Linked DNA regions of Homo sapiens: region 1 is linked to region 2. A link is an interaction called in ENCODE POLR2A ChIA-PET data of the cell type or tissue named here. Cell type or tissue: HepG2. All regions are shown on one strand. Links, peaks and the distances in the headings refer to the core of each region. The heading gives the core; the rest is flanking DNA. Region 1 overlaps GNAI2 (G protein subunit alpha i2). Region 2 overlaps GNAT1 (G protein subunit alpha transducin 1).

Evidence for each region. ChIA-PET counts read pairs that join two places held together with the same protein. Peaks named below come from ENCODE experiments on the same cell type or tissue, not always from the same donor. Only the 100,000 strongest peaks of a DNase experiment are listed, where the experiment ranks them.
Region 1: POLR2A ChIA-PET joins it to region 2 with 11 read pairs; 17 of 35 experiments call an interaction of 5 or more read pairs at or near these places.

What each region holds. Positions count from the first base shown.
Region 1 is chr3:50,244,552-50,247,455 of GRCh38, reverse strand. All of the region lies in intron 1 of GNAI2 (G protein subunit alpha i2), which reads right to left. Among named protein-coding and RNA genes, the nearest start is that of GNAI2, 9.8 kb to the right of the region's middle. RefSeq lists enhancers at 386-1,101, 1,270-1,369, 1,102-1,817. In HepG2, for the core only: a CTCF peak has its summit at 1,093 (motif pointing right); a DNase peak (open chromatin) is centred at 1,092; H3K4me3 peaks cover 303 bases.
Region 2 is chr3:50,194,986-50,197,889 of GRCh38, reverse strand. It overlaps GNAT1 (G protein subunit alpha transducin 1), which reads right to left. Exons shown (of 9, transcript NM_144499.3): 9 at 194-2,622. Among named protein-coding and RNA genes, the nearest start is that of GNAT1, 4.8 kb to the right of the region's middle. RefSeq lists an enhancer at 2,391-2,904. In HepG2, for the core only: no CTCF peak of the experiment used is centred there; DNase peaks (open chromatin) are centred at 1,839, 2,209 and 2,719; H3K4me3 peaks cover 1,035 bases.

The DNA.
Region 1 (2,904 bases), core at 106-2,605, 50 kb before region 2:
CCTTAATAGGCTTTGATCTGCTGGGAGGCTGGGACTTGCTACTATCCTTTCTGGCTTCAGTTTCCCCTGGGCAGAGCTGTCAAGCCTCAAGCAGCCAGCCAGCCTGCCTCCCATTTTCAGATCCTCTCCCAGAAGGAGGTCCAGACTTGCCACAGCCCTGATGTCCACTCTGATCCTTCCTGAGATCCTCAAGAGCTTCAGCTCCTTTCCTGCCCTTTCTCTGGCACCTCATCTGTGAAATGGGACAACGCTGTCTCCTTCTGAGAGATGGGTAAGGATTAAATGCAAAGCTCTTCTCACAGTGTGGGGCACATGTGAGCATTCAGGTAAAAGTTATCACTATTTATCTACCCTTTGAAAGAGTACAGATTTCCCCAAACCTCTCATTTCCTGCAACCTGCAGAGAAGACTGCTGTGGTCATCTCATTTGAAGGAAAGCTTCTGAAGATTTTCAGATAAAGAGCAGATGAAGAGCAATGGACAGCGGCTAACAGGCTGATTCAGAGCTGTGGTGGTTCCCTGCTGGGACTCAGCATAACCTGGGACAGGAGTCAGAGCTACTGGCTCCTCTGTTGGCTTTCCGCTGTGTCGTCACTTCCCTTCAGTATAACCCGGCACTCCTACACAGCTGGGGCCTCCTTCCTGCCCAGGAGCCTCACTGCTGACATTGCTCACTGGCTGCACACACCCAGAAAGCCAGGCACACCTCCCTGGAGAGAACCCCCATACTGGTGGGCTCCGTGGGAACACGTGGGGCCAGGAAGAGCAGCCAGCTGACGTGGCAGGCCCGAGGGCAGAGATTCTCAGAAGCAGCAGCGGCTGGGACCACAGGGTAGACTTGGGCAGCGGCCCAGCTCAAACCCACAACACCAGGCCCGCCCACACTGCCACAACTCCCCAGCCTATCCCAGTGGGATATGGTGGGGCAGGTGGGGGTAGCCCTGAGCCCACCACAAAGGCAGCCCGGACACCACCTCCTTCTCTTATCCCAGGAAGGTGCCACATCTCCAGCTCAGCCTGTGGTTCTCAGATCCCGTGCACCCCCACGTCCCCTGCAGTCCTAGGGACCCATGCCCCGCCACCACCAGGGGGCGCCCGGCAGCCGGAGACACTGTGGAAGGAAGTGGGGGCTGGGCAGCACTGGGGAGCGTTTTGTTTCAGAAAAGCAGCCTCAGCCAGGGGCGACTGGGGAAGGTGTCCCACCCACCAGCCCGTCCCTGGGAAGCCCCCAGCCTGCAGAGACTCGGCACACACAGAAACCATGGCAACGGGAGGGAGGGGCAGAGACCCCGCCAGACAAAGGCCCTCTGAGCCCCGCCCCTGGCGTCTCTTCCTTCCTCCAGGTGCTGCTCCCCGGCCCCCCTCATTCCCTCCGAGAAGGCTCAGCACGGGTCCGGCACTGGGAGGCAGGGACTCGAGGTCTTGAAAGGGACCGGCAACACTCCCACCCATGTGTGTGGCATGGCCCTATAACGGATGCCTGAACAGACCAACAGACTCCACACCTCCCTCCCGCCAGTCTCTGGCACTCGGCTGCCTCCAGCGGCTTCCAGGGGTTCACAGTGCCCAAAGGGGAGCACTACCAAGCAGGGCCTGGCTTCCTACTGCCAAGTCAGAGATCTCTGTGTTAGGGAAACTGAGGCCTCAGGTCCTGCCCACACATGGGAAAGTCTTTCTGGGGCAAGGTGTGTCTCCCTCAGTGGGGCCCTTTCCACTGCACAGAGGGAAACTCAGGCACCGGGTGAGGAAGGCTGGCCTGATATAAAGGAGGCCCCAGACCTGTTCATCGCTGGCGCCTCAGGCCCCAGGTACCGCCTGTGCAGGAGCCAGGAGGTGCTGGACAAGACGCGGATCACGCGGAGCTGGGCCATTTGGCACCGTCTCCCTGGAGGCCTCTTCATTTCAGGCATCCCTCCGCTGTTCCCAAGGCACCTGAATGACCTCTTTTCCCTTCTGATTCATGGCGGTGGACTCTGGGAAAGATAACGGGAGCCTAGGCCTCATCTATGAAATGTACCCCTTGAGGGAGGGTGCCAAACCCAAGGCCTGCCCTGAGTAGCCTCTTCAAAGTCACCCCAAACTGCCTCAGGGCCCAACCCAAGCCAGCAGCTGTCCTTGTGTCCACAGGCCAGGAGACCATGCTAAGAATCACGGCACTGGCGGGGCGGGGTGGCTCACGCCTGTATTCCCAGCACTTTGGGAGGCTGAGGTGGGCGGATCACCTGAGGTCAGGAGTTCGAGACCAGCCTGACCAACATGGAGAAACCCTGTCTCTACTAAAAATACAAAATTAGCCGGGCATGGTGGCACATGCCTGTAATCCCAGCTACTCTGGAGGCTGAGGCAGGAGAATCACTTAAACCTGGGAGGCGGAGGTTGTGGTGAGCCGAGATTGCATCACTGCACTCTAGCCTGGGCAACAAGAGCGAAACTCAGTCTCAGAAAAAAAAAAAAAAAATCACAGCATCACAGATTCTAGTGCTGGATACAGAGAGGGAAGAGGACAGTCTGAGGTCTCATGGTGAGGAACTGGACCCTCTGGGACCCACAGTCTTGGGTGGCCATGAGGATGCACGGGTCTCTGCTCTGTGCATGGCTTCATGGCCCAGAGAGGCTTGGACGCTTCTGCTCTGGCTCTCCTAAGCCTTCCTCAGCCCCCTCAGTCCCTTACGGCCTGGCCTGGCAACACAGCAGAACCCCTAGGAACCCCTACAAGAGAGGGCAAGGCCCCACTAGGCCACAGCACTGAGATTCGGAGGCCAAGGAGCAAGAGGAACCAGCCTCAACAACTATCATGCAGTCATCAGCCAACACCATGGCCACATTCTACCACCACACAGTACCGTACGTGCACCCAGCACTGAGCCTGTGCTCACAGTGCAGCCCTAAGGAACATGCTTTCAT
Region 2 (2,904 bases), core at 280-2,779:
ACTGAGGCAGGATAATTGCTTGAACCTGGGAGGCGGAGGTTGCAGGGAGCCGAAATTGTGCCGCTGCACTCCAGGCTGGCGACAGAGAGAGACTCTGTCTCAAAAAAAAAAAAAAAAAAAAAAGATTCACCATATGATTTGCCAGTTCCATTTCTGGGTATACACCCAAAATAATAAAAAACAGAGGCTGGGAGAGAGATTTGTACACCCATGTTCATAGCAGCATTATTCACAATAGCCAAAAGGCAGATGTAACCATTCATCAATAGATGAATAAATAAACAAAGTGTGGAATATATACAATGGAATATTATTCAACCTTAAAAAGGAAGGAGATTCTGCCATATGCTACACATGAATAAACCTTGAAGACATGATGCTAAGTGAAATAAGCCAGTTGCAAAAAGACAAAGACTTCATGGACCCACACATCTGAGGCACTTAGAGCAGTCACATTCATAGAGATGGAAAGTAGAATGGTGGATGCCAGGAGCCGGGGGAAGGCAGGAATGGGGGGTTATTTTTTCATGGGTACAGAGTTACAGTTTTACAAGAGGAAAGGAGTTCTGGAGATGAACAGTTGCGGTGGTTGTACAACATTATGAATGTACTTAACACCACCAAACTATACACCGGCAAGTGGCTGAGATAGTAAACTTTATGATACATGTATTTTTAAAACTGGCAAAAAATCCCTACAAACATATAGCAACAAATAGTTTTCCCTTTGCTTCAAGCCCCAATATATCTTAGCATGCCTCTGTTTGATCCTCTGTTGGATTTTGATATTTCATTCATTGTGGGGTTTTGCATTCATTTGATTTTTAAAAATATTATCCTAATATTATTTACCTTGGTTACTAAATTTTTTGGCATCGCCTTAAATGTTGCACCCAAGGTGAGTGTGCCTCACTTCCCTCACCCTAATCCCAGCCCTGCAATTATGTTCCTGCCTCGAGGGCTTCCAAGACTCTCCATCACCTTCTGAGAAAGCCCAGGCCCTCCGACTGGCTTTGGGCACCTGTCCACGTCTCTCCTCCCCTGCTCTTGCTCCACTGAACTCCTGTGGCCATAAGCCCATGTTTCTGGGGCTGGTAGACACTACGGTCCCTGCCAGAATGAGCCTCCACCTCAAAACTCCCTCTTGATCCAAGACTGTCCCAGTGAATATTTTCCACAGCTCCTCTCTCCTCAACTCCCGTGAAAAGCCATGAGTTGGTCCCATACCCCCAAGAGTGCCCCACCTTGTCAGGCCAGGTACTTCTTCCTGGGAGGGGCCATCTTCCCACTTCATGCCCAACCCAGCACTGGGCACTTAATAAATGCCCATGACTTGTGATAATTAAGTCCTCCACCAAGAAAGGACAGCTGGAGCCTGATGCAAAGGTTTATTGCTGAGTCTGTGCGTCTAGCTGAGGGGAGTGCAAATTGTGCCCCGGCCTTGCCAGACGGAAGCTCCTTGTCCCCGACTGCAGCACAGGCCCTGGCCTGTGGACATAAGCAAAGATTTGGTGCTGGATGAGGAAGGAGGGAGCAGGGATGTGGGGACATGGGCCTTTGTCCCTGATAGTTCAGCCATGGCTCTCAGCTTCCCCTGCCAGGGAACCCTGAATGGAAGGGGCAAGAGAAGCTGCTGGTAGGGACAAGAGGGTCACCCAGGTTTGCTTGTAACCCCACCTGAGGTAGACCCTTTTGGGCACAGCCAGGGCCTTTGTCCTATCCTGAATCCTCTGGGCTGATCCAAGGGAGCTGGACTCTGTCCCCAGCCACCCCTCAGGACAGCCCAGCTATTGGCCATAGCTGGTGTCAACAGTACCCTCCCTTAACCCCTTAACACACCATCCTGTTGTCCAACCAGCCCAGGGTACTGTGTGTGGGTGGGGAAGTGGTGTGTGGATCTGCTGTCCAAGGACACAGGGAGCAGATCCTGCTGGAGAAGGCTGGAGGTTGCTCTGAGCCTAGTATTTGGGGAAGGGTCCTGCTGTGTCTCACTCTGGCACCCAAGGGCCCCCAGGTCTGCCCCCTCCCCACTAATTTATTTATGTGGGGGCCACACAGGCCAGAGCTAGCTTGGACTTTGGACCCTTTGGAGGCTGCTGGGAGGGACAGTCACTGGCTCTGGGTAGACAGGTGTCAAACTTGTCACATGGAGGTGGCAGGGTGAGCAGCTGGCCTGTGTGTGGGAGGGATATTCCCTGTCCTTGATGAAATACTGGGAGGGAGGGCTGTTTGCTGAGCCCAGGCCCACCAGGTGAGTCGTGGGCCCCCAGGGGCAGGAGAGCTGCGGGAGATTGGTCAGTTGGGCACTGCTGAGTCACCGTGAGCTTCAGCTGCCCCAAGTCCTGCCCGTTCCTAGCTGGGGCTGGCTGCTGTGAGTCCTAGAGGCCAGTGCAGCCGGGCGGTGAAGGGCAGGGCTTGGGGTTGGGGGCATGAGGCGCTGGGATACTGTGGGAGGTATGGGGGAGGGTCCGCGCCTCAAGGCTAGCAGGGCTCAGAGCTTTGGTGAGGTGGCAGGTTGGGGCCAGGGAGTCCCAGGGGGCTGATAGGGTCCTGGGGTTTGGGGCTGCAAGGCAGCTAGGGCTACCAGGTCTCAGGGTGACTGACACGCATGAATTCAGGCACCTGTGAAAAGGAAACCCAGTCAGCATCCCTGAGACCCAAAATAAATGGGTTTAGGCATTGTGTGTGGTGGGGCGGCCCTGGAAGCTGTGACACCTGAGGTCTTGGGGCGGGGCCAAAAGAAATTCAATGGGTGGGACTTGTGGGGTGGGGCGGGGCCTCTGTCGGTGGGGTGGAGCCTGAGGAGCTGGGGTGGGGCCTGGAGGCAGTAGGCTCCAGGATTTGGGGGTGAGGCTCCAGGGCCGTGGTGTGGGGTGGGGAGCTGGACGGGGCTGGGGTATTGAG